2 separate regions of the Homo sapiens genome follow, and region 2 is linked to region 1. The links are chromatin loops, found by intact Hi-C in ENCODE. Cell type or tissue: PC-3. All regions are shown on one strand. Links, peaks and the distances in the headings refer to the core of each region. The heading gives the core; the rest is flanking DNA. Region 1 has its middle 120 kb from the start of EOLA2-DT. Region 2 has its middle 43 kb from the start of MIR2114.

Region 1 (15,690 bases), core at 3,960-11,959:
TTCCTCCCTACCACCGCTAGCACCCCAGTGTGATATAAATATTCTCTAGGGCTTGGACCTGGCCCTGCCCTCTCCTTTTCTGGTGAAAATTAATCTAATCCCAAGGCTTTGCTCTTTAGAGGCATCTGTATAGATGACTCCCAAATCTCTCTCCAGTTCTGACATTTCTTCTGAGCTCCAAGTCTGAGTCTTCAGCCTCCTGCTGCATATTTAAACCTGGTCCTTTGGCTGACTTCCCAAACTTCATGTCTCAAAATCCTCATCTTTTTTTCCCCAAACTGACTTCTCTTCCCATCTTCTCTCTTTTTATTAGCAGTAATACCTTTCAGTTTTTCAGTTCTTCTATCTTCTCATATAGCGATAATGCCTATATATATTTTCCTTATACAATTCACAAGGAATATATATATGAATTATTATATATAATGAATTATTAATTGTGATAATGGCAGAGTCATTTTATATATATATCACAACTAGTAGTACTAGTTGTGATATATATTATTGATGTGATAATGGCAGAGTAGTTATATATATTATATATAGTTATATATATAGTTATATATTATAACTATAATATATATTATAACTATATAATATATTATAACTAGTTATATAATATAATATATATAACTAGTTATAATATATTATATAACTAGTTATATATAATATAATATATATAATATATAGTTACATATTATAACTATAGTTATATATAATAACTTTTAAGTTAAATCTTTTAAGTTGGCTTCTGTTTCCTTTTGTCATGATAGCTTCCTTGATTTTTGGTTATATAGGATGTTTCAGGCTCATCTTATACAATTCCAAACCCAAACTGGGGGTCAACCATTTATCCAAAGAGCTCTAACTCCCCTTAATGGGAAATGATATTTAGAGAGCACAGTCTGAGAGCTGGGTTTCCTCATAGCTACTAGATTGTCATGTATTTTCTTTTTAGTGAAAGAGCTGGGAGATACATATTTTTTAAACAATAGAAGTGATGAGTTTATACTGATATTTCAAAGTCAAATTTAAGAGGATAGGGTTTTTACTTATCTTTTATGTTTGTAACTGTATCTCTTCTCTCTTACTCTAAAAGTCTTGGTTCCTAATGACATCAACAAAATTACTTGCTTTACCCTACCTGATATTTGTAACAATTTTAAAATAACAATTCAAGTGTTACTACTAAGACTATGGAATGCAGTTTAAGATTGCTTTGCTATTTTGTTGTTCTTAAAGTAAAGTCCTGTTAGGGAGGTAGTCAAAGTATTATATTTTAATGTCGGTTGAACTAATTTCTTTCCCTGTGGAGTTATGTTTCCAACTTGATACGCAGTTTAATTCCTTTGCTTCATTTTTTCCCTCAGTTTTAGGGATTGTTTTCCTTTCTCTTTTGGATTTATCTTTACATTGATTATACGTTCCAAAGTTGGAATCATGTAAGAGAAGATATTCTTGAAGTCTTGTTTCCATTCTGCTCACCATTCTTTTTCCTTCTTCCCTTTTTAGCAATCATTTTTATTAGGTTTTGTTTTATAGATCTATTATGTGTTTGAATATTAAACAAATGAGAGTTAGTAGTTGTATTCCACCCATATTTCTTACACAAAATGTATCATGTGCTATAAACACTGCCCTGCTTCTTTGTTTTTTCCACTTAACAACATGTCCTACAGATTATCATATGTCATCGTATGGAGCTCTTCCTCATTCCTTTTTTATAACTGCATCCTATGCCAGCCTGAAGAGAAATCATAGCTTGTTCAACCAGGGAGTCCCTGTTGACAGATATTTGGGTTGGTTCTAATCTTTTGCTATTACAAAGAATGCTACCATCAGTAATTGAGGTGCCTGTCTCCTGGTTCTCCTGGCTCCAAGCCTGCTTTGCCTTCTGCCTCCTTTTGCACACGTGATCACTTCAGAACCCAGCAGTTCTTCCTTTGTCCTCTTCTCTGTTTCTGCTTTTCCATCCGTGCTGCACTCAACCAATTTCACATGTGTTGTCTTTGCCTGAATCATAGCAGTAGCAGTGAAATCCCTGCTTATCTTTCTCCCCAATCCCAGTATGTGCTGAATACCATGGCCATATTCATCTCCTGAAATATTATTTTCACTATGATCTCTTCTCACCCTACTCAAAAATCTTCAATAATAACATACAATCCAAGTTCCTTAATTTGGAATAGAAGGGCCTCCATGAACTAATCCAAATCTCCTTTCCCAATACTTATTCCCTCTGCTTTGGTCTGTAGATACATTACTCAGCATATGTGATTTCCCAAAATTCATGTTAATTATTGCCTTTATACCTTACCTGTTCTTTAAACCTCCAATTAAATTCTAGAGCCTCATATACTCTTCCAGAATCCCAGGCATTCTCCCCTGAACTCTTACTCTGTGTGATATCAGTTTCAAACTCAGCAAAGACTTAGCCCCTAGGCAAATGGAAAATCTTATTGAATCTATCTGTTCACTACTGTGAGATCTAAGAAATCTATTGATACATTCATCAAGTATTAGATGAACACCACAACAGCATCCAAAGGTGAGGCAAGTGGGCCCTTTGATTGCTTAGGGCTCCTTCTGGTAGTGAGCAAGAAGTATGTGGGCATCTGTCTGCCTGGACGCACAGATAGGAAGATATTCCAGGGTGGCAATACTTGACTGAGAGACATAGTAGTAGACTGTGTGTCTCTTACAAAGGATAATTTCTTTCCAGTTCAAGAAGAATAAATTGGACCCTTGTCTGGGGAAAGGGGCTCATCCACTGGGCCGGAGTCACAAGGTCCCCAATCCTGGGAGTTTCTACCTTTCGCCCATCAAGACAAAATGTGGCAGTATGTTCTGTGAGGGCTTGAAACTCATGTAAACCTGACATTGTCCTGGCCACCAGCCATGTGCATGGTGGTTGGCAAATCACACATTACTGAACACTGCATTTTATACTGCTTTCTTTGTGCACTTTTGTTGTTTGGACTGTATTAGCCTTAGTTTCTTACAATTCCTTTTTAAATTTCACCATCTGGGGCTAGAACTATTTTTGGTTTATTTATTTACAATTTAACCTCCTCCTCCCTTTATTTCCAAAAGGATTTGCAGAAACTTACCAGTTTAAGTATCATGTAAAGTAAGACATAGAGAAGAGTTGCATGTTTCAAGAAGGAGTAGATATTACCAGATACCTCATGATCAGAACACTATGCATGTTGAGCACTGACTTTAACTGAATTTTTTGCAGTCAAGGGTGAGGGTTACAGTGGCATAAATAACTTGAGAACCAGAAGAGGGCTATATTCCTCTTTAAATGTCAACTTCTTCCTGACACAAAACTCAAATAGGGATTTGTCACAGGAATATTGAATAAACACATTAGGTAACATAGTGATTCATGTCTTTAATTTTTACAAACAACACAGAAATACCAGTCAAATCAACACTGCTTATGTGAACTGAAGTAGGATTTTGTTTTCATTCTTGTTATTGTGTATATCCACAGCTAATTGAAGGGTAAGCTGACACAACCACTTTCGAAAGCTGTTTAGCAGTATCTACTAAAGCTAAGCAAATACCTACCCTATGACCCAGAAATTTCACTGCCTGTGTTCAGCAAAAGACATATGCAAGAATGTCCATTAGAGCATTAATTTAGTACTGGTCAATTAATGAAAATAACCAAAATGTTCATCAACAGTAAATATATAAATAAATTGCAATACATTTACACAATAGACTACGCTACAGTAATGAAAATGAACAAAGTATACCTACATGCAAGAATGTGAAAGGCTCTGCAAACATACTGATTGAAATAAGTCAGACCCTAAATAATACATACTGTCTGATTCAATTTCTATAAAGATTTTAAAAAAACAGATTAAACTAAACTGTGGTATTAGAAATCAGGATAGTAGTTAATTTCCAAGGGGAAAGAAAGGAGAATTATAGGTGCATGATGGGGCTTTTGGAGACTGGCAATGTTCTGTTTTGGGTCTGGGTAGTGGTTACTTGTGTGTATTCACTTTATGCTAACTCATTGAACTGTACAGATATGGACTGTGCCCCTTTCTATATGTGTGTAATGCTTCAACAAAAGTGTCAATAGTGATGCATGCACATGTTAAAATTTCAAACTATATTAAAGAGTGTGCAATTAAAAGGAAGTTATCCTCTCACTCTAAAGTCCTATTTCCTCTCTTCAGTCTATCATTACTACTAGTTTCTAGTATATTCTTTTAGAAATGTGCTGTAAAAGAACAATGATGTGTATGTCTCTACAGGTATATATTTATTCTTTTTGTAATTTACAAAAATATAAACTCACTACATATGTTATTCTACCACATGCTTTTTTTCATGTAACAGTATGTCTTAGACATCTTTTCCTATTATTGCGTGGAAGCTATCAACCTTATTCTTTGTAATGACTCCATAAATTATTCTACTGTGAAAACACACCATGTTTAACCAGTTCTCTGTTAGTGAACATTTAGGATTTTTCCAGTTTTTAAATATTACAGTGACATATTAAACATTAAACATATCTTTTGACACATGTCCTTGCACACATGTATAGGTATGATGGACTTTAACACCCTTTGGCTAGATTCTTTAGCACATAACGTAAATATCCCATAGAGTCAAAACCACCCTTAAAACTTCCTCAGGAGGCTGGGTGTGGTGGCTCACGCCCGTAATCCCAGCACTTTAGGAGGCCGAGGTGGGCGGATCACGAGGTCAGGAGATCGAGACCATCCTGGCCAACATGGTGAAACCCTGTCTCTACTAAAAATACAAAAAAACAAAAACAAAAACAAAAAAACAAAACAAAAAAAAACTAGCCGGGCGTGGTGGTGGGCACCTCTAGTCCCAGCTACTCGGGAGGCTGAGGCAGGAGAATGGTGTGAACCCAGGAGGCGGAGCTTGCAGTGAGCCGAGGTCACGCCACTGCACTCTAGCCTGGGCGACAGAGCAAGACTCCGTCTCAAACAAACAAACAAAACAAAAACAAACAAAAAAACTTCCTCAGGAAGGCTGACATGCCATATCTTCATTATTCCAGCAGAGCCTATTTGCCCCCAATATTGGAGTAGATCACTGAGTCATTGGCTAAGCACCAGATGAAGAGGTTAGCTTGTGGTTATGAGCTATGTTGAATGAAATATGTGTGTCTTTAAACACCACAATCACTGTGAGATGCTCACTGTATGAGAGACACACAGGGACTGAACCTTACCGATGGAGTAGAAGAACCACAGCTTTTACCTTATGTTCTCTCTAGGGCACAGCAGGATCATTGAGCGGAATGGTGGGCACAACCTGCTACGCCATTTCAATTGTTGTCTTGTCTTTCCCTCAACTCTCTCCTCTCTCTAACTTTCTGTCTCTGTCTCCCTGCCTCTCTCCTCTGTATACCGAGTGTATATATTTGAATTTACATAACTCACATATGCATATGGTATGGTTCCACTCTGTATCCACAGGATCAATTCCAAGAAGAGGAATTTTGGCATATATATGCATGCATGTATCGTCAAATCATGTACGTGTGTGTTGTATAGATACATCTTTTTAATTATGAAAAATTTCAAATATATACAAAAGCAGATAGAACTATATGAGTCCCCTATACCCATCATCCAGCCTCAACAATGATCAACACCCAGCCACTCTTGTTTCATCTGTACCCACATCTGCTTTACCTCTTTTTGTAATCTCATGAAGCCATTCACAGACATCATAACACTTGATCTGTAAATAATTCAGTATGTATTTCTAAAGGATTAAGATTCTTTTAAAAACATATCCACAATACAAAAATTACATCTAAAAATGAACAAAACTGTGTTAAAATCTACAAATATCCCGTCAATGTTAAAGTTTCCAACTCTCTTACAGTTGTCATAAATGGATATTCATTTGTTTGAATAAAACTCCAAATATGGGCTAGATACTATAATTGATATGGCCTTTAAGTTTCTTTTAATCTACAGGTTCCCCTCCTTCTTTCTTTTTGCCATTTATTTTTTGAAGAAAATGAGTACTTTTACATGTAGCATTTCCTATACTGGATTTTACTTATTGCATTTTTGTTGTTAAGTTTAACATTCTCTGCAGTCTTCTGTGTTTTCTCTGAATTAATAGTTGGTTTTAGAGGCTTAAGTTTCTTTGCTTTTTGTTTTGTTTTTGGTCGACTATTTCATATACAGTTTGTGCTCTACATTTAGAGGCACGCACTATCTGGTTGTCTCTGTTTTTGTGATGCTAGCAGCCACTGACAATTAAACCTAGATTCATTCATTCATTAAGGGTTGCAAAAATGGTGATGTTCTTATTTTGTTATTCCTTCTTTATTTGTTAGCTGGAATATTTCTGTACATCTCCTACTTGGTTATCCAGTGGTACAGTTTATATAAGAAGGCAGGATAAATGCCTAATTCCAAATAATGAGCTAGCTCACTATCCACTAATATAATCAATGAGTGATTATTTTCAAAATATAATAATGAATTCATGGATTTAAACATATTTTATGTGTTTTGATTGATTGTTCTTATATTGAGGCTCACATTGGCCCCTCTTTGGCCATAGGGAACCTCTTTAAATTGGCCCCTGAGTCCTTTTTACATGAATCTTGTGGTTTTTGAAAGCTTCCTTGCTAGGCATGATAAGATATTCTGGGATCATTATGTAAATTTCCTGCCCCAGATCTGAAGACCTATATTTTTAGATACCAACATGGTATAGTGAAAAGATCACAGTCTTTGGAGTCAGAGAAACTGGGATTGAATCCTGGCCCTATCTCATGCTGCCTGTATGACCATGGTAAAACTACTTAATATCTACCCACTTTAAGTTTCTTCATTTTTATACAAAGCAGGAGGTACTCAGAAATTCAGGTTCCCTCTCCATTTCCTGATCTCTTCTTACTCAGATGACAACATCACATCTATTATTACTTAGGCTTCTGTGCTTACAGCATGGAATGTTCTCTTTCACATATGGTAGACACTCAATTCATACTTACAAATTGACCTTGAGGATAGATGCCATCAAATAGATGATGCCAACACGTGTTGAGCTCTGTGAAAGTAGGCACTGTCTCAATGCAGCTGTTTTTTTTTAATTTCTCCTTTATTTTCAAACTACCCATTACGAATATTAGTAAATAGAATCCTTATCATCTCTATCCCCTCCCCAGAATTGAGGTGGGATGATGATGCCAGCTTTCAGTTGTGTTAAAGGAGGAAATAAAAGAAGCATGAATAATTCAAAAGGATAATCCAAGGCAATGAGTCACCCCAAAGTCACTCGTTTCAGTTTGAAAGACATTATTTGATATATATAGCAGATTTCCCTTCTTAAATTAGCTTTACTTACACTACTATTAAAATGGCTTTTCATTCCTCGAGGTCACGGAAGCTAGAGAGGGTAATAAATCCAAAATGTGCTGAACAAGCCACAGAAGCCAACTCAGGATGAAGTGTTTACACTGGATATTCTGCCCTGACACTCAAGTGTTGCTATGATGCTGTCCTCAACTTAGGATCAGAATTACGAAATTGCCAGGCGACCTCAACGTTCCAGCCCTGGCAGCCAGGGGAGCAGCAGCTGTTGCAAAGAGCACAGCCTTTTGACAGCTAACTGAAAGATACTAAGTTAAGGTGGAAAGAGAGATGAGAAAAAGAGTCACCTTAATTAAGCAGTATGCTGTGATGCTAAGCTGATGCCATAGATTTTGGGGGAGCTCACTGGAGAATTCTTTTGCCTTGTGGCTACTTTCCTCAAAGTATCCAGTGAACTACATGACAGTATTCACTCAGAAGGCACTGACTAGGGAAAGCTGTTTGACCACCTCCTACAGGGCCTGTTTTTGAAGCTGTTGGTTTTGTGGTGGAATGGAGGCAGCTGGCTGAGGTGACTAGAAAGCCACTGAGTTTCCTGAAAGCTAAATTTTGGGGCTATTTCCTCTCTTGGGCTGGCTACCCAGGATCCCTTTTCCCATAAGCTCCAAGAGTAGATTCCTAACACAAGGGCTTACTCTGTGCCAGAACTTTGAGGGGCTCTTTCCATGCATTCTCTCATTGAATCCTCATATCCAGAATGGCAAGGTGCGTGTTAGATATCCATTTGTTAGACAAGAAATTGAAGGTTCAGAGAAACTCAATGACATGTCCCCCTGCCCACCCCAGACAGGATCACACATCCAGCAGATAGAAGAATTACAATTTCAACATGAGTATCTGACCCCAAAATGGGTGTTCTCTCAAGGATGCTGTGCTGCCTTCCTTCAGCTTAGCTCCTCTCTCCTCACAGGTCTCACAGGCACTTGTCTCCCTCCTTTGCTCCGGCTACTCTCCTCCTAGGTTTCACTTCCTGATTGTCCATACTTTCATTTTCGGGGACTTCATTGCCAATCAGCGCCTAATGGGCAGGGAGGGAAGAGCACACATACCAAATAGGGGAAGGTGACCAAGATTGTGAAGGCCTTGCACCATTTTCTTCCCATTTGCTCTCTGTTCATTCTCTTCTTATCGCTGGATCTGAAAGTCTCCTAGCTCTGAAGTTAAAATTCTAGATCGGTGTTCTGCCAAGGACAAATGTATTTAAGGCCTGGTCAATTAGGTCAACTATTAGAAGCAGACCTATCCCAGGAAACCTGTTATTCCTGGTTAATATAACTTTGATTCCTTGCTAACTCCTTTCCTGCCCTCTTGTCATTTACTCTGGTGGCCCTCCAAGGAACAGTGAAGTGACCCCGGGACTCATGGGTATAGTATGGTTGGGGCTGCTAGCTGGACCCTGGACAGACTGCACCTGCATTGCTCTTACTAGCTTAGCCACACACCTCAGGATTCATGATGGAACAAAAAATGTGTCTCCAAACGATATGTCTCCCTGTAAGGTTGTGGTCAAATGGAGAAGGAAAGAAAACTTGTGTATGAACTATTTAACCTGAGAAGCAACAAGCTAATCAGACCCATGGAAACATTATGTCAACATCAAGAAACTGTCAGGAGTAGATATTATTTAAGCACATGCTCATTATATTTAGCATTTGTATTGTCTGTTTTACTTTGTGGGTAAGCATTACAGATATATGAGAAAAATGAGAGGAAGTTTTCATTTCCTACTGAAGTTTTACTTCGTCTCAAAAGATTGTTTTCATCACAGGGCACCTTAAAAATGGGTAATAACCATTATTAAATAGAATAAATTTTTTGAAAGAAGAAAAGAGTTCAACTCAGAAACATTTTCTTTGGAAATATCATTAAACATTATATTTTTAAAATATTCATTCTCCTCCTTTCACGCTGCTTGTTCATGCCTGCTTTCTGTCGATACTAAACAGTTATAATAAATCATACTCTCCTAACAGAATTATTATTATTCTGTCATTTTTTCTAAGTATTTTAGATCACAACACTTTGCCCCTGTGTGTGTGCGTGCATGTGCATTAGCATAATGACCAACTATTTTGAAATTAGATTTAATTCATTGTCTTTGAAACCTGAAAGCTCTGCAGCTCTGGATGTTTCTATAGAAAACCTCCTCCCCTCCTTACGAGAAGGGCAAAATGAAATGTCAGAGAGATGACTATTCATCTTTCCATTTATGGGCTTATTGTCTTTGACATTCTTTATACTACTTCATCAACCTCTGCTTAGGCCAACCTAACACAAAGGACAAAGAGACCATATTGCTATCTCTACTGTTTCTTTATTTTAGAAGATCTCACCATTATAACCTCCTCTCCATTACTATTGTCCAGCTGGGAACATGCACATATTTTCTATTAACTGTACTACATGAGATACATTTTAGGTGACTGTCACTGAGCTACCAAAGATTGCCCCGTTTTCTCTTTTTTGATATGGTGTCTCACTGTGTTACTCAGGCTGGTGTCAAACTCCTGGGCTAAAGTGGTCCTCCCGCCTCCGCCTTCTGAGTAGCTGGGATTACAGGCAGGTACCACCGAGTCCAGCTCAGAACTCTTTTTTTTCACTAGTAAAGATCTAGAGCGGGGATCAGCAAACTTTGGCCCACAGGTGAAATCCACTGCCTGTTTTTGTACGGTTTTATTGGCACACAATAAACATCCATTTGTTTACATATTTCTATGAATGTTTTTGTGCTGTGACAGCAGAATTGAATAGATGTCACTACTTGGCTTTTGTGTTTGCTTTCGTGCTACGACAGCAGAGTTGAGTAGTCACTACATTGGATAGAGAGAACGTATGTCTCCCAAACACTAAAATATTTACTATCTGGCTCTTTACAGAAAATGTTTGCCCACCCCTGCTGTAGAGAACAGATGTCCAGCATAACGTACCCAAAACATCTCAGAATGGGTTTGCAGGTGTTTTAGAGGTGAAGGTGAAAGACCATCAGGAAGATATAGCAAGAGCTTCCCCCTGGGAGGCAGAAAAGGGATTCCAGTCCCTTCTCTACCACTATTTGCATCGATCTGGGCAGATCCTGTTTCCTCCCTAGCCCAAGTTTGCTCAAAAGGTCAACTGAAAGAATTGAATGAGATAATCTACAGGGGCGCTTCCAACTTGGAGATTCTGTGATTCCAATGTTTAGTCTAATGAGATTTGTTACAATCACAGATGTATACCTACAGTTGAAACTACAAGATCCTCAAATTTTTTTTTATTATACTTTAAGTTTTAGGGTACATGTGCACAACGTGCAGGTTTGTTACATATGTATACATGTGCCATGTTGGTGAGCTGCACCCATTAACTCATCATTTAACATTAGGTATATCTCCTAATGCTATCCCTCCCCTGTCCCCCCACCCCACAACAGTCCCCAGAGCGTGATGTTCCCCTTCCTGTGTCCATGTGTTCTCATTGTTCAATTCCCACCTATGAGTGAGAACATGTGGTGTTTGGTTTTTTTGTCCTTGCCATAGTTTGCTGAAAATGATGGTTTCCAGCTTCATCCATGTCCCTACAAAGGACATGAACTCATCCTTTTTATGGCTGCATAGTATTCCATGGTGTATATGTGCCACATTTTCTTAATCCAGTCTATCATTGTTGGACATTTGGGTTGGTTCCAAGTCTTTGCTATTGTGAATAGTGCCGCAATAAACATACGTGTGCGTGTGTCTTTATAGCAGCATGATTTATAATCCATTGGGTATATACCCAGTAATGGGATGGCTGGGCCAAATGGTATTTCTACTTCTAGATCCTTGAGGAATCGCCACACTGACTTCCACAATGGTTGAACTAGTTTACAGTCCCACCAACAGTGTAAAAGTGTTGCTGTTTCTCCACATCCTCTCCAGCACCTGTTGTTTCCTGACTTTTTAATGATCGCCATTCTAACTGGTGTGAGATGGTATCTCATTGTGGTTTTGGTTTGCATTTCTCTGATGGCCAGTGATGATGAGCATTTTTTCATGTGTCTTTTGGCTGCATAAATATCTTCTTTTGAGAAGTGTCTGTTCATATCTTTTGCCCACTTGTTGATGGGGTTATTTGTTTTTTTCTTGCAAATTTGTTTGAGTTCATTGTAGATTCTGGATATTAGCCCTTTGTCAGATGAGTAGGTTGCAAAAATTTTCTCCCATTCTGTAGGTTGCCTGTTCACTTTTGCTGTGCAGAAGCTCTTTAGTTTAATTAGATCCCATTTGTCAATTTTGGCTTTGTTGCCATTGCTTTTGGTGTTTTAGACATGAAGTCCTTGCCCATGCCTATGTCCTGAATGGTATTGCCTAGGTTTTCTTCTAGGGTTTTTATGGTTTTAGGTCTAACATTTAAGTCTTTAATCCATCTTGAATTAATTTTTGTATAAGGTGTAAGGAAGGGATCCAGTTTCAGCTTTCTACATATGGCTAGCCAGTTTTCCCAGCACCATTTATTAAATAGGGAATCCTTTCCCCATTTCTTGTTTTTGTCAGGTTTGTCAAAGATCAGATAGTTGTAGATATGTGGCATTATTTCTGAGGGCTCTGTTCTGTTCAATTGGTCTATATCTCTGTTTTGGTACCAGTACCATGCTGTTTTGGTTACTGTAGCCTTGTAGTATAGTTTGAAGTCAGGTAGCATGATGCCTCCAGCTTTGTTATTTTGGCTTAGGATTGACTTGGCAATGTGGGCTCTTTTTGGGTTCCATATGAACTTTAAAGTAGTTTTTTCCAATTCTGTGAAGGAAGTCATTGGTAGCTTTATGGGGATGGCATTGAATCTATAAATTACCTTGGACACTATGGCCATTTTCACGATATTGATTCTTCCTACCCATGAGCATGGAATGTTCTTCCTTTTGTTTGTATCCTCTTTTATTTCCTTGAGCAGTGGTTTGTAGTTCTCCTTGAAGAGGTCCTTCACATCCCTTGTAAGTTGGATTCCTAGGTATTTTATTCTCTTTGAAGCAATTGTGAATGGGAGTTCACTCATGATTTGGCTCTCTGTTTGTCTGTTATTGGTGTATAAGAATGCTTGTGATTTTTGCACATTGATTTTGTATCCTGAGACTTTGCTGAAGTTGCTTATCAGCTTAAGGAGATTTTGGGCTGAGATGATGGAGTTTTCCAAATATACAATCATGCCATCTGCAAACAGGGACAATTTGACTTCCTCTTTTCCTAATTGAATACCCTTTATTTCCTTCTCCTGCCTGATTGCCCTGGCCAGAACTTCCAACACTATGTTGAATAGGAGTGGTGAGAGAGGGCAACCCTGTCTTTGTGCCAGTTTTCAAAGGGAATGCTTCTAGTTTTTGCCCATTCAGTATGATATTGGCTGTGGGTTTGTCATAGATAGCTCTTATTATTTTGAGATACGTCCCATCAATACCTAATTTATTGAGAGTTTTTAGCATGAAGGGTTGTTGAATTTTATCGAAGGCCTTTTCTGCATCTATTGAGATAATCATGTGGTTTTTGTCTTTGGTTCTGTTTATATGCTGGATTACATTTATTGATTTGCATATGTTGAACCAGCCTTGCATCCCAGGGATGAAGCCCACTTGATCATGGTGGATAAGCTTTTTGATGTGCTGCTGGATTTGGTTTGCCAGTATTTTATTGAGGATTTTTGCATTGATGTTCATTAGGGATATTGGTCTAAAATTCTCTTTTTTGGTTGTGTCTCTGCCAGGCTTTGGTATCAGGATGATGCTGGCCTCATAAAATGAGTTAGGGAGGATTCCCTCTTTTTCTATTGATTGGAATAGTTTCAGAAGGAATGGTACCAGCTTCTCCTTGTACCTGTGGTAGAATTCGGCTGTGAATCCATCTGGTCCTGGACTTTTTTTGGTTGGTAAGCTGTTAATTATTGCCTCAATTTCAGAGCCTGTTATTGGTCTATTCAGGGATTCAACTTCTTCCTGGTTTAGTCTTGGGAGGGTGTATGTGTCGAGGAATTTATCCATTTATTCTAGATTTTCTAGTTTATTCACATAGAGGTGTTTATAGTATTCTCTGATGGTAGTTTGTATTTCTGTGGGATTGGTGGTGATATCCCCTTTATCATTTTTTATTGTGTCTATTTGATTCTTCTCTCTTTTCTTCTTTATTAGTCTTGCTAGCGGTCTATCAATTTTGTTGATCTTTTCAAAAAACCAGCTCCTGGATTCATTGATTTCTTGAAGGGTTTTTTGTGTCTCTATTTCCTTCAGTTCTGCTCTGATCTTAGTTATTTCTTGCCTTCTGCTAGCTTTTGAATGTGTTTGCTCTTGCTTCTCTAGTTCTTTTAATTGTGATGTTAGGGTGTCAATTTTAGATCTTTCCTGCTTTCTCTTGTGGGCATTTAGTGCTATAAATTTCCCTCTACACACTGCTTTGAATGTGTCCCAGAGATTCTGGTATGTTGTGCCTTTGTTCTCTTTGGTTTCAAAGAACATCTTTATTTCTGCCTTCATTTCGTTATGTACCTAGTCGTCATTCAGGAGCAGGTTGTTCAGTTTCCATGTAGTTGAGCGGTTTTGAGTGAATTTCTTAATCCTGAGTTCTAGTTTGATTGCACCGTGGTCTGAGAGACAGTTTGTTATAATTTCTGTTCTTTTACATTTGCTGAGGAGTGCTTTACTTCCAACTATGTGGTCAATTTTGGAATAGGTGTGGTGTGGTGCTGAAAAGAATGTATATTCTGTTGATTTGGGGTGGAGAGTTCTGTAGATGTCTATTAGGTCCGCTTGCTGCAGAACTGAGTTCAATTCCTGGGTATCCTTGTTAACTTTCTGTCTCATTGATCTGTCTAATGTTGACAGTGGGGTGTTAAAGTCTCCCATTATTATTGTGTGGGAGTCTAAGTCTCGTTGTAGGTCTCTAAAGACTTGTTTTATGAATTTGGGTGCTCCTGTATTGGGTGCATATATATTTAGGATAGTTAGCTCTTCTTTTTGAGTTGATCCCTTTACCATTATGTAATGGCCTTCTTTGTCTCTTTTGATGTTTGTTGGTTTAAAGTCTGTTTTATCCGAGACTAGGATTGCAACCCCTGGCTTTTTTTTTTCCCATTTGCTTGGTAGATCTTCCTCCATCCCTTTATTTTGAGCCTATGTGTGTCTCTGCATGTGAGATGGGTTTCCTGAATACAGCACACTGATGGGTCTTGACTCTTTATCCAATTTGCCAGTCTGTGTCTTTTAATTGGAGCATTTAGCCCATTTACATTTAAGGTTAATATTGTTATGTGTGAATTTGATCTTGTCGTTATGATGTTAGCTGGTTATTTTGCTCATTAGTTGATGCAGTTTCTTCCTAGCCTCAATGGTCTTTACAATTTGGCATATTTTTGCAGTGGCTGGTACCTGTTGTTCCTTTCCATGTTTAGTGCTATCTTCAGGAGCTCTTTTAGGTCAGGCCTGGTGGTGACAGAATCTCTCAGCATTTGCTTATCTGTAAAGTATTTTATTTCTCCTTCACTTATGAAGCTTAGTTTGGCTGGATATGAAATTCTGGGTTGAAAATTCTTTTCTTTAAGAATGTTGAATATTGGCCCCCACTCTCTTCTGGCTTGTAGAGTTTCTGCCAAGAGATCAGCTGTTAGTCTGATGGGCTTCCCTTTGTGGGTAACCCGACCTTTCTCTCTGGCTGCCCTTAACGTTTTTTCCTTCATTTCAACTTTGGTGAATCTGACAATTGTGTGTCTCGGAGTTGCTCTTCTCGAGGAGTATCTTTGTGGTGTTCTCTTTATTTCCTGAATCTGAATGTTGGCCTGCCTTGCTAGATTAGGGAAGTTCTCCTGGATAATATCCTGCAGAGTGTTTTCCAACTTGGTTCCATTCTCCCCGTCACTTTCAGATACACCAATCAGACGTAGATTTCGTCTTTTCACAGTCCCATATTTCTTGGAGGCTTTGTTCATTTCTTTTTATTCTTTTTTCTCTAAACTTCTCTTCTCGCTTCATTTCATTCATTTGATCTTCCATCACTGATACCCTTTCTTCCAGTTGATCAAATCAGCTACTGCGGCTTGTGCATTTGTCACGTAGTTCTCGTGCCGTGGTTTTCAGCTCCATCAGGTCCTTTAAGGACTTCTCTGCATTGGTTATTCTAGTTAGCTATTCGTCTAATCTTTTTTCAAGGTTTTTAACTTCTTTGCCATGGGTTCGAACTTCCTCCTTTAGCTCGGAGTAGTTTGATCATCTGAAGCCTTCTTCTCTCAACTCGTCAAAGTCATTCTCCGTCCAGCTTTGTTCCATTGCTGGTGATGAGCTGCGTTCCTT
Region 2 (15,690 bases), core at 4,009-12,008, 120 kb after region 1:
TTTGATTTCCATTTTAATTCTATTGTGGTCAGAAAACATATTGTGTATGGCTTGAATCCTATTAATGTTATTGAAACTTGTTTTATGGCACCAAATATTGTCTATATTGGTAAATGTTCCATGTACATTTAAAATGAATGTATTCTACTGTCATTGGATGAACTATTCTATAAATGTCAAATAGATCAAGTTTGTCAGTAGTGTTTTTCACATCTTCTATATCCTTAATGATTTTCTGTCTACTTATTCTATTAATTATTGAGAGAATAATATTGAAATCTCCAACTTTAATTATGTATGTGTCTATTTATCCTTGCATTATATTAGCTTTTGCTTCGTGTAATGTGAAACTCTCTTATTAGGTTCATAAACTCTTATGTTCCTCTTAGTAAATTGATCCCTTTATCATTATGGAATGACCTTTATCCCTTGTGGGATGACCTTATCCCTTATAATATTCTTTATTCTGAAATCTGCTTTATCTGATATTAAGATAGCCACTTCAGATTTCTTTTGATTAGTATTAGCATCATAGTTTTCATCATTTTACTTTTAAAGTATTTGTATCTTTATTTATGAAATGCATTTATTGTAGGAAGCATACAGTCAGGTTTTGCTTTTTAAACTCAGTGTGACAGTCTCTGCCTTTTTATTGTGCTGTTCAGACCATTTTATATTTAGTGTGAGTGTTGATATTATCAGATTTAAATCTATCATTTTGCTGTTTGCTTTTTATTTGTCCCGTATATTCTGTGCTCCCCCTTTTTTCTCTTTATTTTTTAAACTCCTTTTGGATTAATTGAATATTTCTTCAATTTCATTTTGTCTTTTAGCTATTACTCTTTGTTTTGTTATTTTAGTAGTTCATTACAGATTTACAGAATATACTATTAATTTATCACAATCTGCCTTAAGTAATATTATGTCACTTCATATATAGTATAAAAATGTCATAACAGTATCTTCCATTTCTCTCCTTCTGTCTTTTGTGCTATTATAGTAATTTCACTTATGTTATAACCTCCACTCTCAATTGTTATTATTTTTGTTTAAATAGTCAATTATCTTTTAAAGAAATTTAAATAATAAGGAAACTCCCAGGAACAGAAAACCAAATACCACATGTTCTCACTTACAAGTGGGAGGTAAATGATGAGAACACATGGACACATAGAGGGGAAGAACCCACACTGGGGCCTTTTAGAGAGGGGAGGGTGGGACAAGGGAGAGGATCAAGAAAAACAACTAATGGGTACTAGGCTTAACACCTGGGTGATGAAATAATCTGCACAACAAACCCCTATGACACAAGTTTACCTATGTAACAAACCAGCACTTGTACCCCTGAACTTAAAATAAAAGTTAAAAAAAATTCTATATATATATCCATGTCATTACCATTTCAGTGTTCTCCATTTCGTTGTGTAGCTACATATTTTCATCTGGTGTCATTTTTCCTCTGCCTGAAGGACTTTCTTTAGCATCTCTTGCAGTGCAGGTCTGTTGCTAAAAGTCTTTATTTCACTCTGTCACCCAGGCTGGAGTGCAGTGGCACAACACAAACAACAAACACAGCTTACTGCAGCCTCAGTTTCCCAGGTTTAAGTAATCCTTCCACCCCAGCACCCGAGTAGCTGAGACTACAGGCAGGCACACACCACTATACCCAGCTCATTTTTTTTTTTTTTGGCAGAGATGAGGTCTCCCTATGTTGCCCAGGCTGGTCTCAAACTCCTGGGTATTTCACCTTCATTTTTGAAAGACAGTTTCACTGGGTATAAAATACGAGGTTGACAAGTTTTTTTTCATTCAGTACCTTACAGATGTTGATTATCTTCTTCTTTGCATTGTTTCTGACCCCCCAAAATTACTATTATCCTTATATTTGTTCCTCTGTTCATAACATGTCTTTTTCCTTTGGTTGCTTTTATGATGTTTATCACTAGTTTTGAGCAATTTTTTTATAATACGTATTCGTATGGTTTGTTCATATTTCTCATACCTGGGGTTTATTGAAATTATTAGAACTATGGGTTTATAGTTTTCACGAAATCTGGAAAATTTGTGGTCATTATTTCTTCTAATATTTTTCTGCCTCTTCCCTTCCTTCACATGACTCCAGTTACACATGTATTAAGTCTTTGAAGTTCTCTCACAGTTCAATTATGTTCTTTTTTTATATCTTTTCTCTCTGTGTTTCATTTGGATAATTTTTATTAGTGGTTGTTCAAGTTCACTAATCTTTTATCTACAATGTCTAATCTTCCATTATTCCCATCCAGTGTATTTTTGTGTCATACATTATAGTTTTCATTTTTAGAAGTTCAATTTGGGTCTGTTTTGTATCTCACATGTCTCTACTTAACTTTTTGAACATTTGGAATACAGTTATAATTACCATTTTAATGTCCTCATCTACTAATTCTAACATCTGTTTCAATTCTGTGTTGGTTTCAATCTCCTCATTGTGGGTCATATTTTCCTGCTTTTGTGTTTGTTTGCCTGGTAACTTTCTATTGGATGACAAACACTGTGAATTTTGCCCTATTTGGTGCTGGATATTTTTGTATTCCTATGAATATTCTTGAGCCTTGTTCTGGAGCATAGTTAAGTTACTTGGAAATAGCTTGAACCTCTCAGGTTTTCCTTTTATGATTTGTTAGGAGGATTGAAGCAGTTATCAGTCTAGAGCTAATTATTCCCTAATACTGAGATAAGATTCATTTGTGTGCTGTACTCAATACGTTGTGAATCTGAGATTTTTCCAGACTGGCTGGGAGAAGCAGGCATTATCCTGAGTTGTGTAAGTTACAGGTACTGTTACTCATAATTCTTTCAAGTAGTTCTTTTCTAGGCCTTAGGTAGTTCCTTCACATGGATTCACTGATCATTACTACACTGAATACTCAAGGGAGACCCTCAGTGGGTCGCCAAAATGTCCCCTCTGTGCAGTTTTACAATACCTATCTTGTAAAGTTAGCCTCCTTGGCCTTCCTGGATTCCCAGCCATATCTTCAACTCAGGGAGAGCATCAAACTCTGCCTGGATTTTCCCTCCCTGTTCCACAGCCTTAAATCTCTCTCTAGGCAATAAGCTGGGGCAATTGTAGCACTTGCCTCATTTGTTTCCCATGTATTAAGGATCACTGTCTTGCATTACCTAATGCCCAGAATCTTGCAAAGTATTGTTTCTTTTTTGTTTGTTTGTTTGTTTGTTGATTGTTTCAAGCTGTAGGATAAATTCAGCCCCTGTGACTCTGTCTTGGACAGAAAGGAAGGCTACAAATATCTTTAAACATCATGAACTTCATGTTTAGGTGGACTCAAATGCTAAACATGCAAAAATAACCTTTATTTTTTAAAATATCCCCTTTATCCTTGATAAAATATTTTTTAAATTCCCCAAAGGAGCCCAGATGAATGGGGAAAAGTAGGGTCGTAGGAACATTCAGGAAGAAAAGAGAAGGGACAGGATATAAGCTTAGGTGAAGGTTTTTCTTCAGGACACAATATCAAGTTTGTATATGTTCATGGTGGCCCTCAAGGTGAGAACAGCAGTGGTGACTTGTTTTGGTGGGAAGATAATTTCTCTACTAGTATATGGACTGCTAACTCCCTTGCTTCAAAATGAATATACAAACAAAAAGCCTGCCTACCTGCTGCCCCTGCAATGCCAACTCCATGTACACATAGGATTGCTAGATAAATTACAAGATGCCCAGTTAAATTTGAATTTTAGATAAACTGAATAATTTTTGTATGTCACAAATATTGCACAGTACATACTTATACTAAAATATTGTTAATCATTCACCTGAAATTCAAATGTCAGTGGAGTCCTTTATTTTTGTTTGCAAAATATGACAGTCTTATGCACATAGCAGTATGACTTCCAGCTCATTTTTTAGGCCTCTGGAATTGGTCAGAAAAGGCTCTCATATCAGTTCTGTCACTGGGCTATTTGGGGATGATTCATGCACAATACTTAGCTCACCATCTGTCCCCTAGTAGCCACCCTATGAATTAGAATGAGTAGCCAAGTCAGATACTGATTCTCCTTTATAGATCACTCACTCATCCCTAATGGCCTCTGAGCCTTCTAACAGCCACCATAAGGCAGTTGACAATGATGTTATACCCACTTTACAGATGGGGAAGATGACGATCTTAAAGGCCACCACAGCAGGTCAGAATGTATAAGTGCCCTGTGAATGACCCAGAGAGGAAGGGTTCTCATCCTACCTCTGCCCTTGACACCCCCCTGACTTCCTCTCCAGGCCCACTCTCCACACATAGCCAATGAGCTGAGCCCAGGAAATATACTATCAATTGTTCTAGAGTTTGAGTGACAAAACTAGAATGAGGACATTGCCCCCCACCCCAGCATCCTGGCCTGTCCTTTGGAGTGAAGTCCTGGCTTGTCCTTGGAGTGAAGTCTTGTGTTCTTGGGGTCTCCAAGGAAGCTCAGGCTGGCTACTTAAGGGATAGTGGACAGGCTTGTTGTCTTCTTCTGGTTCTTTGATTCCTAACTGATAGGGCCCACATGGTATAGAAAGGGCTCAGTGAAGCAAGAAACCAGGGCTTTGACCCCACCTCAGCTGCTAATTTATTCAGGGGTCCTCCTCCCTCTCTGCCTCAGTCACTGCCTTCATTTCTCCATCGCTAAAATGGGGGTCATATTTAAAAAAATAGGAAAGGACTTTGAAAACATTAAAAGTGCTGCTCAAATGGCTGCAGATTCTGAATAGCAGTGTGGCCCCAAAATTAGAATCCTCATGTTAGCCCTTCTGCAGCAGTAACTGCTTATCCATCTATTTGCTGAGACCCTGACTGAGATGTGGGGAATGTAGGGGAAGGAACCTCCCTTCTTCTGAAGGTCATTAGGAAGTTCTTCAAAGGGTAGAGAATACAGAGCTGTGCCCAGTTCTTCCCAGTAATTGCAAGATGTTGAGCTTGGAGGTTTTTTTCCCCCTGGGCCCACTGGAGAGGGGTGAGCTTCCAATCTGGGCCTGTTGCCTACAGCCTCCAGAGACTTAGAGTTTGGAGAAAGAGAGCCAGAGGCAGAGTGAGGAAGGACAGGCCACATCTGCCTACTGTCCTAAAGCCTCCAGTTATATTACTGACTCATTCCACATCCTAGGAAGCTGAGGACTAGTGCTTATTAGCAATCTCTCAGCAGGACATAAAGTGCATGTGTGTTTCTGGTACTGCTGTGTATTTTCTGATGCTGAATAAATGGATGAGCAGAAGACTAACATCCAACAATGAAAATGCTGGGCTACCATTGGGTGCCTACAATACATTGAACATTTTTACCACTTTGTTTTAATTGATACACAAAAAGCATCCCCACAAGGTAGATGTTATTATTATCCTCATTTTATAGGTATTTAAGTCAAGACCAGAGTTAAATAATTTCACCTAAGTCATACAGCTACTAAGTGAAGAGTGGCTATTGAAACTTAGGTCTGGCTGACTCTAAGATCTTCTCTCTTCCACGCCATACTCTCTCTGGTGTCCCCCGGAACTTTCCTGCCCTGCTGTCTGGACCCCAGTGCCTGGAGCTCTGGCTCTGCCCTAGGAATCTTGGAGGAAACCACTGAATGAGGCAGGAGGAAGGAAGATGGAGCAGCAGAAAGAGCCTGAGTTGTGAGCTGGCCTCAGCCTCATCACTCTGACCCTTCCAGGTCTCCAGTGGCACAAATGGGTGCTCAGGCCAAATAAAGTCTGTGAAACCTACAGATTTCAAAAAGTAGTTTCTATACAGTTCAGTAATACCTCAATTATTCCAAAATCATGTAATTGGTGACCTAACTGAATCAGAAAGTCATCAACCTCAGAACAGCGTCTGAAGAGCTGAAATAGCCTGAAGTCTCCTGCCCTTCCTTCACCAGGGAGCTCGGCAGGTTCATATGCAGTTTGTGGCTTCACGCCCACATGTCTAGCAAGCTCTGCTGCCAGTTCTCTCAGCCTGTAGCACATAGAAGCAGCAAATTAGAAAGAGAGGGCCAGAGCTACTGGAAGTGAGGCTGGCAGACATCACAAATGGCCACTGACAGTGACAGAGGAAGCAGCAATATTATACAAAGTAGGTTCGAATGCAAGAGGTTCAGCCATGTGGGATCATTTATTATAACGACAAAGAGCCTGACAATGCTAGATAAATGAGATGTTACTGGACTTCCTCTGCCAACTTTGAATTCTCAAGTTACCTACTGAAAGAACTAAACATGTCCTTCTGGACCTGAGCACTTGCCTAAGACTCAGGAATATTATTTAGGGTACAAGAACAGACATCATTTGCCATCCCATGTACATAGAGATTATGCTACTGATTCACTATTAGGATACTCCAAAATTCTGACAAAAAGCAAGTCACATTCCATAATCCAGTAGCACTTTTGAAAATAGCATTTAATGGGGAGCTAAGTGGCCCCAGCTAGAGCTGGGAATCAGGAGATGAGGTGAATATCCCATTGCCTCAGTCAGGAGCAGGGCGTGCCTCTAGGGTCATAGCCTAGTGTACTCATGAATAGTGTCCCCCTAAAATTTGTGCCTGCCCTAAACCTATGAATATGATCTATTTGGGAATAGAGTCTTTACAAATGTCATTAGTTAAGATGAGGTCACACTGAATTAGGGTGAGCCCTAATCCAATGATTGGTATCTTTCTAAGAAGAGAAAATGGACACGGACACAGGGAGAAGGCCATGTGAAGATGGAGGCAGAGATTGGAATGGCATGTCTACAAGTCTAGGAATGACAAGGATTGCCAGCAACCACCAGGAGCAAAGAAGAAGCAAAGAAGCATCTTCCCCTAGAGCCTTCAGAGAAAATGTGGCTCTGCCAAGACCTTGATTTCAAATTTCTAGCCTCTAGAATTGTGAGAATAAGTTTCTGTTATTTTAAGCCACATGGTTTGTGACACTTTGTTGTGGCAGTCCTAGAAACTAATATAATCTAAATTTTTATAAATCAGTTCATGGTCCAAACAACACTAGTAAAGAACTGAGAACTAAGCCAATCTGGACTGCTGGCTAAGATGGCTTTTTCAAAGTTTACACTTTAAGACACCTCCACCAAATACATGGCAAGAATGTACTATAAAGAGAAAAATGCATACAGCCCTAAAAATAAATAAATAAGTATCTCAGTGGACCAAAATTGGAACATAAATATATCTGCTAAGCAGGGATGAAGGCACAGGGCAACTAAGCTCTGGATCTAGAAGGAGATGGAGATGACCAGGTGTTCTGCTCCTATGGGGTAATGAGAAGGCACTGGATTTACTGCTTGAAACCAAGTCCTAGTGTGGGGCTTTCCCATTCATGAAAAGGATGTATAAACATTGCAGTTACCCCCTGATTAGAACTGCGGTTTACACAGAGCTGCAAACTTAGGGATGTAAGATGAAGCAGACACATCCTGGCAACCAGGACTTGGCTCAAGTTACCTGTAAATCTGGTGATATCCCCAGAATCGCAGCAGGATGGAAGCCTGAGTCACCAAGCAAATACATGATTTTTAACCGAGAGCTCTAGGGTGCTAGGTGGAGGCAATAACAAGAACACTAAACAGGAAAGGGTGAGGGCAGAGAAAATAAACAAACATACTACTACATGAGCTAAGCCAAAATCCCAAAACACATGAGAAAAATGAATATGAAGAGTGACAGCTAAAAAAAAAATCAACACTAAGGAGATGGATTCCCTCTTGACAAAGTGAAAGTATTATTGCAGCCTAAAAATGATTTGATAAAAGATACATTTAGTATCCTCAAAGAGGTGAAAAATAACATCTAGTTTTTAAAACTAAGAAATTACGTACCAAAACAGACATAAATGAAATAAGAACAAGTAAACATATAAATGAACCAATTAGAAATTATGGAAATGTCTGCTTATATTTGCTCCTCCCTGCATTAACAGACATCTAGGACACTAGATCTAGCTCACCTAATTCAGCAGCCTTGTATGCCACTTTCCTACTAGCATTGATATTTTTCTAGCATAGCCTGTCTTCTCCTCTGCAGACTCCTTGATCTGTGACTAAAGCTGGATTAAGAAGTAGGTAACCAAGCAGCTAATCTAGAAATGGTGGCCACATATCAGTGGATTCGTTGGCTATAAGATACCAGTTTATTCACATACAAACAGACACCCAGTGTCTTTATATTGTCCCTGAGCCTGCCCTTCCTTCTCTGTGTATCCTATGCCCCTATCACCCCCCATCCCATGTGCATTTCTCAGATCCCGTTTCTACTGCCTGAGCTCTCTGCTACCTTCAGCATCCACGTGCATTCCTTGCCAACTAGTAGGCATTCCACAGGCCTCGTGGTACAGTGCCTTTTCTTTCACAAGTTCTCTTTAATTTGCTTATTCACACTCATTCTGAAAACCAGCAGTTCTCAAAGTGTGTTCCCTGGACCAACAGCATCTCCATCACTCAGAAACTTGTTAGAAATGCAAATTCTTGGCCCCCACTGAAGACCTACTGATTTAGAACCTCTTGGAGTGGCACTCAGAAATTTGATTTTTAACAAGTCCTTGGATGATTCTGGTGCATGAAGAATTACTACCGTAGAAATTTGTGTTATAAGCACTTACAACATGCCGGGCGCTATGATAGGTATCTCTTGGCATGCCTGCTGTCACTTTGTGTCATAGCTGTTTTATCTGGAAGCCTCTCTGGGGCTATGTGGGAAAATCGGAGACTCCCAGAGTGGTGAATGAATGATCAGTATGGTATGGACTTAGAAAAGAGAAGGAAAGCAACATTTCTGTGGCTGACAGATCTGAAGCTGAGAATTCGAGAAAGAGAGGGACTATTAAAAGCCCTTGTGTGGAGCTGGGTAACAGATGTAATGATTGTAGCCCAACTAAAATCAATAAACAGTGTCATACAGGGGCTGGGCATCCACACAGATAAAGTTGCCAGCCCCTGAAGCCTGGTGCTGGAGAGGTGATGGGAGAGACAGGGAGGATGACAGTTTGCTGGTGCCAAGCAAAGTTGCATTGTGTCAGGATGCCATCCATGCTAAGTAATTCCACTTGACAAACACTAGTTCAGCAATTGGCCAATTCAAAGAGCACATGCAAGTACCTGCTCTGAGGATGCAGGAATGAATCAGCCAGAGTCCCTTCCTGCCGGTAGCTCATGGTCACATGAGGGTGACAGACACATAATCAGCCACCTGTGGTACAATCTGGACACATGCTCCAGGAGCAAGCCATGGAGTTCCCTAGTTTCTGCTAGGAGTTGGGGGAGGCCTTTTCGTGGGAGATGAAGTTTGAAGGATGGCTGAGAATGGCCAAGTGGAGGGAACAGACTGTGTGATGATATGGAATGGTGAAAGGGAAGAGGGAGAGGTTCAGGATAGCTGGTAATGTTAAAGCAGATAGCAGTGCATAGCAAGAGAGAAGGCTGAAGAAGTAAGTGGGGTTGGAATGGATTGTGGTGCTGGGTTTCATCCTGTAGGTGATAGGGAGCCACTGGATGTTTCTGAGCAGAGGAATGATATGGCAGACTTGGTATGTTAGAGAGCTCATGCTGGGGACTGCATAGATGATGGAGCTGAGATGGAGACAGCTTGTCTAGGAGGCCTATGAGGATTCTGTTTGAAGAGTCCTAGAGAAAGCTAATATGGATCTGAGATGGGTCAATGGCACCAGCATTGAATGAAAATAATGATTGGAGAGATCTTGTCAGGGACAGGTCCTGCAGAACTCTGGGGGATATAAAGATATACCACAAGGTAACCACCTTACCTCGCAAGCTTAGCATTCCTTAGAAGGAAGCCTAAGACAAGTATACAATGGAAGGAAAAACCCTTCTTTCACCTTATATGATGTATTAGTTTCCTAGGGCTGCCGTAACAAAGTTCCACAAACTGAGTGGTTTAAACCAACACAAATTTATTATTTTACAGTTCTTGAGATCAGAAGACTGGAGTGAGTTGGCAGGGCTGCATTCCTTCTAGAGGCTCTAGGGGGAAGATCTTTTTTCTTTTTTTTCCTTTTCTAGTTTCCGGAGGATACCTACATTCCTTGGCTCATGACCCCACATCACTCCAACCTCTGCTTCTGTCATTACATCTCCTTCTTTGACTCTAACCCTCCTCCATCCCACTTAGAAGAATCATTGTTGATTACGTTTAGGGCAAATCCTGAAAATCCAAAATGACCTCCCCATCCCAAGATCCTTAAGTCAATCACATTTGCAAAGTCCTTTTTGTCATGTCAGGTAACATATTCACAGCTTCTGGGGATTATGATGTGAGCATCATGGGGGCCAATTATTCAGCCCTACTACATATGAAAAGAGTTCTTATGTTTTCACGAATAAAGAAAGATGATAATGGCCATCTTCTTTTGAGTGCTTACCATCCATCATATATTTTCTCATTTAACTTTTGTGGACTCTAAGAGGGTATGTTCCATTCCTATCCTTCAAGTTGCCAAAAACAACCCAGCTAGGAAGTGGCAGGGCTAGGTAGCACTCCTATTCCCAGGGCTGTGCATTTGTGTCAAATCTCCTTCTGCCTCCCCCTTATAAAGACACATGATGTTGCATTTAGAGCCTACCCAAATGGATGAAGATGTGAGGATAACATCCTCATCTCAAAATTATTAATTTATTCACATCTGCAGAGATGCTATTTCCATATAAGGTAACATTTAGAAGTTCCAGATTTGGGGCCATTATCCAGCCTACAATAGTTTTCATCATCACCTAGGTCTTACAGCAGGGTATTCACATGGCTGTAACTCTTCTTTAAACACCTACTAAAGTTAATGCCATATCTGGATTCATCTTAAAAATCTTACCCCTTGACTCCTGAATTCACTAACCCAGAGGTCTCATCTTTTTGCCGTAATTTTGAGAGATAATTTTCGGTTTTATTTATTTTTTTTTTTAGACAAGGTCTCACTCTGTCACCCAGGTTGGAGGGCTGTGGTGCAGTGGCATGATCATGGCTCATTGCAGCCTCAAACTCCTGGGCTCAGGCAGTCCTTCCACCTCAGCCTCCCAAGTGGCTAGGACTACAGGCACGTGCCACTGCACCCCACTATTTTTTTTTTTATTTTTTGAAGAGATGTGATTTCAACATGTTGCCCAGGCTGATCTCAAACTCCCGGCTTCAAGTGATCCTCCCCCATTGGCTTCCCAAAGTGCTGAGATTATAGGCATGAGCCACTGCACCCAGGCAAGAGCCAATTTTCAATTATCTATGGAAGTGATATATTAACTGATATTTGCCAAACGTAAATTCATGTTTGCATTCACAGAGTGAATGGGGAAGAACTGTGGAGACAGATACCCCAACTTGTGTCCTCACTCTGAGATGACCTCTTCAAAGAGTGTTCATGGCCAGTTCAGGAGGCAGCATGCAGAATGGCAAGGTAACTGAGCTTGGAGTCAGAGAAGCTGAGTTTTGACACAGCTCTATTACTGCCAGCTGAGTATGACCAATCACTTAACCTTTCTGGGCCTCAATTTCTTTGTCTGTGAAACAGGACTATTGATATCTGTGTTGCTTACCTCACAGGGCAGAGGTCAAGTATGCATGTATGCTCTTTTTCCATCTGCAAGAGCATGGCTCAAGCTGGGTGAACAGTGAGGGCCATGTAGTCATGTACTCCCAGGCAGCAAGTGGTAGTGAGGCCTGAAGCCTGGGCAGGCCCTATAGGAGGACTCAGGCCACTGGGAGACATCAAGAAAGGCCTTGACAAGGTGTGTGTGCTCACATACCACCTGTTTCCCTCAACAGCCCAGGCCTGGGGCCTGCCAGCTAAGATTTGCTGCTCGCATTGAGCCTCATAAATGAATAAAGTAGGTAATTTAATATCATTGTGACAACTACAAGAGAGATTTTGCATGTCTGCTTTGCAGCATAAAGTTTCCTTAGAGCCAACTTTCAGACTTGGACAATTTCTATATTCTTTCCTACCTCTACCTCCCCAGAGAGGCAGGGATGTCAGACAGAAATTAAGAAAATTCTGAATTCCTCAGGAAGATTACTGTGTTTGGATTTTTTTGAAAGAATTGAATGAACATTTTGTCAACATGGTATCAGGGGAAAGAGGAGTGGCATATTCAGCACTATCTTGCATCCTTGAGAAGATAAAGGCAGACTTTGAGCACGGAGGATTCTTGTCTGTTGACCTCTACTCTAAGGCACCCCTGTGGACCTCTCCTCCACTCAATCTAAAGTGGATGTAAAAGTCTATCCTCATCTGGACAGGCCAAGTGGGCCCTCCATGCTGTCTTTCTCTAGCGTCATGCCCCGAGGCTCCAATGACTATATAAAGGGGCTGCTTCTCCAGCCCAAGCCCAGCAGCCCTAACCTCTCCCACTTTACACTGGCTCCTGTTTTCATCCTTCGTCCCTCCCAGCCACTTCCATGCCTTTGATAGCACATGGACTCAGCATCCTCAGAGTACATCAGTGCAGATCGTCAGATAGAGTGCCAGGGGGGTAAACATTTCAGTCATTCAGAACCCATTCCACTTGGAGCACATGGTATGTCAGGGACCCAGTCTATATTATCCCCAGGCGAAGTCTGGAACACAGAAATCCAGAGATTCCTAAACCCACCCAATAAACTTCCCCAGCCCTGACTGAGGTGTATTCCTATTTGCCCACCCTGTGCTCACCTACTGCCATCCCCCATCAACAGATATGCCAATCTTTTTTTTGGCCACTGTCTCCATAAGTGCCCCCTCTGTGCACATCATGGATTCCCTTCATGCTTGCTCTATTTCTCCCCACTGCTGCTAACCTCCTGACAGGGAAGTGGCACCCTTGGGCCACCAAAGTCCTTTAGATGAGCTGGATCCCCTCCTCCAAACGGCTGCTAGTGGGACACTAGGAGGACTCAAGTCCAGCTGTATGAGTTTGTAAAAGGGCAGAGGCAAGAAGGCTTTTAAGCCAGTGTTGCCAAGATGAGTTTTGGTAAGTGGGGGTGTTTGGATGGGAGAAGAAGCTTAAGACAGATCCTTTCCCATTGGGATGAAGCTTTGAGCCAGCCAGCTTTCTTTGTGATATGTGATGAGTTATATCACCCACCCAGGATAGAAGTTCCTGTTCATCCAGGTCCTCAGGACCAGAACAAGCTTCTCCAGGGCAAAATAAATCACAAAGAATCTCCTCAAGGGCCCAGGAAAGTGAATATTCAGTGGCAGTTGCTCCCTGACTAATGCTAACTAAAGTTAGCCCTGAGCTAGTACAACCTTCCATTCTTCAAGTGGGGAAATTGAGGCCCAGGCAGCTCATGTCTCCAGCTCTCCCCAGGGTTGAATGTAAGTCTCTTGATTCCCAGTCTTGTCTTTTCTCCACCCTACCACCTGACCTGCCCTTGGACACATGGCTGCGAGGGCCAGCCTTCCTCAGCTTACCACTCTCAATATCACTTTGACAAGAATTCAGATTTCACAGCCGTATCAGCAGGATGTTAAATGTTGCAGTGAAGCGTGGCTAAATGGTGACATCTCTAGCTTCATGGTGGTCAGCCTACAACTGAGAGGCTCAAGGTCAATAGCTGCAGGCCTGACAGGTCCTGGATCCACATGCCAATGGCAGTGGAGACAGATTTACCACAGGGAGCCCTGCACCATCAGAATGGATGCCAGCGGCAGACCTTGTTTCTTTCCTTTGATATGCCAAAAGATTAAGTTTGAGCCCCTAAGGACTCTCTAGGGTATCTTGGGAACTTCCACCAGCCAGTAGTCAAAGTGCCCTTTAATCCAGCTGAGTGCATAACTAGGGAACTAGAGTGTTGTCTTGGGCTACAGCTGAGATGGGGCTCTAGCAAAAAGCCTGGTGTAAACTTACTCACTCTTCTAAAGCCCAAGCAGCCTCTGCACAGAGAGCAGCTAAGTAAAGATGAAGCCTCTTAGGCCACTGAACTGACTGTGATGTGATGATCTTGCCATCTCCTGGAAAGAGGGGGTTGTGGGCCCATCACAAGAAACAGCCCAAAGGAAGGGCCAACCTGTGGTGGTAGCCCCTGAGCTGCCCACAGGGTGCCAAGAGACACAGTGTCAGCATTTTCATCTATGTCGTTATCATTGTTGCAACCCCTCCCAGACAACTACCTGACATTGAGTGCCTCCTGCATGCCAAGAATATTGTAAGCATTCACTCCTGTGTTGATTCTCACAAATACCCTGTGGGATTAGTATTATAATTAGGCCCATTTTATAGATAAAGAAAACAAAACTCAGAGAGGTAAAGTTACTCACCAAAGCCTTATGGCTGGTAAGCATGTGACAATGAGGTGAAGAAGCTGCCTCTTGTTCTTAAGGTGTTGCCAGTCATGTCTACAGAGTGTATGGAAATGGAATCAGTGTTTCTTTGTGGGGACTGGATTCAGTCTTGGTGATAAGAACTCCCATTTATTATCTACTATCTGCCAGGAGCTTTACATGATTATTCCATTTAATCCTCACAATAGCCCTCTGAATATGCTATTATTATTATCTTCATTTTAGGGAGGAAAATGAGACTCCTAGAAGTTAAGCAACTTGAGCAAGGAATCACAGCTAATAAAAACAGAGCTGGGATTTGAACCACTAAGCCAGTGGCTCTCAAACTTTTTTCCTCAGATCCTTTATACTCTTGAAACTTATTGAGAGTAAATCTACAGAAACAGAAATGAGATTAGTGGTTTCCAGGGACTGGGGAAAGAGCAGAAAGGGGAGTGACTCCTTAATGGTACGGGGCTTCCTTTTGGGGTGAAGGAAATGTGGAACTACAGAGGCGATGGTTGCACAATATTGAGAATATACTTACTGCCACTGATTATACACTTTAAAGTAGTTAATTTTATGTCATGTGAATTTTACTTCAGAAAAAAAAATGATATAATGAGGTAAATCAACAACAATGACAAAAACTTATTGAGGCCTCCAAAGACCTTTTGTTTATGTGGGTCATATCTATTTATGTTACCATATTAGAAAAAATATTAAAATATTTATTTATTTTGAAATTAAAATAATGAACTAATTACATGTAAATATAAATAGTATTTTTATGAAAATAGCTATATTTTTCTAAACAAAAACTTGTATTGAAAAGAGTGGCATTATGTTACATTTTTGCAAATTTCTTTTATGTCTGGCTCGCTAGAAGACAGCTGGATTCTCACATCTACTTCTTTATTCAGTTGTGAGATGTTGTTTGGTTGAAGTACATGAAGAAAATCTGGCCTCACACTAATATGAAGTTGAGAAAGGGAGGAATATTTTAATAGACTTTTCAGATCATTGTGGACATTTGTCTTTGATAGGACACAAAAACTCCACCAATGGTTGTTTTTTACAGGTTAAGTGTAATGTGGGATGCAAAACTTTATCAGTGAGCCTTCTCTACTTGGTTCCGTTGGACTCTCTTGTCTTTTGAATGGATTTTTTACCTATTTATTGTTTGGTAACATTGTGTATTGGTCGCTTTAAAAAATGGTGGTGCCCTGACTTATGGAGAGCCTCCATATGTTGACATATTTCATTCCACAACATCACAAGATCACATTTGTTAATATTATGACCCATCTCGTTGGAAAAAGCCTTTAACTGTTGAGAAGCTGTCAAGCTTACAGTGGTGGATACAAGCTTTTCAAAATTCAAATTTTTGCCTGAAGGCTCAAATTTTATCATTGGCAAAAACTATAGTCAGTTGTTTTCCTTGA

The links. Peaks named below come from ENCODE experiments on the same cell type or tissue, not always from the same donor. Only the 100,000 strongest peaks of a DNase experiment are listed, where the experiment ranks them.
Region 2: a loop joins it to region 1, with 8 times the contacts of the local background. A loop is called at or near these places in 2 of 110 quality-filtered maps.

What each region holds. Positions count from the first base shown.
Region 1 is chrX:150,055,476-150,071,165 of GRCh38, forward strand. No RefSeq gene overlaps it. Among named protein-coding and RNA genes, the nearest start is that of EOLA2-DT, 120 kb to the left of the region's middle. In PC-3, for the core only: no CTCF peak of the experiment used is centred there; a DNase peak (open chromatin) is centred at 7,506; H3K27ac peaks cover 1,609 bases.
Region 2 is chrX:150,177,271-150,192,960 of GRCh38, forward strand. No RefSeq gene overlaps it. Among named protein-coding and RNA genes, the nearest start is that of MIR2114, 43 kb to the right of the region's middle. In PC-3, for the core only: no CTCF peak of the experiment used is centred there; a DNase peak (open chromatin) is centred at 7,461; H3K4me3 peaks cover 370 bases; H3K27ac peaks cover 1,339 bases.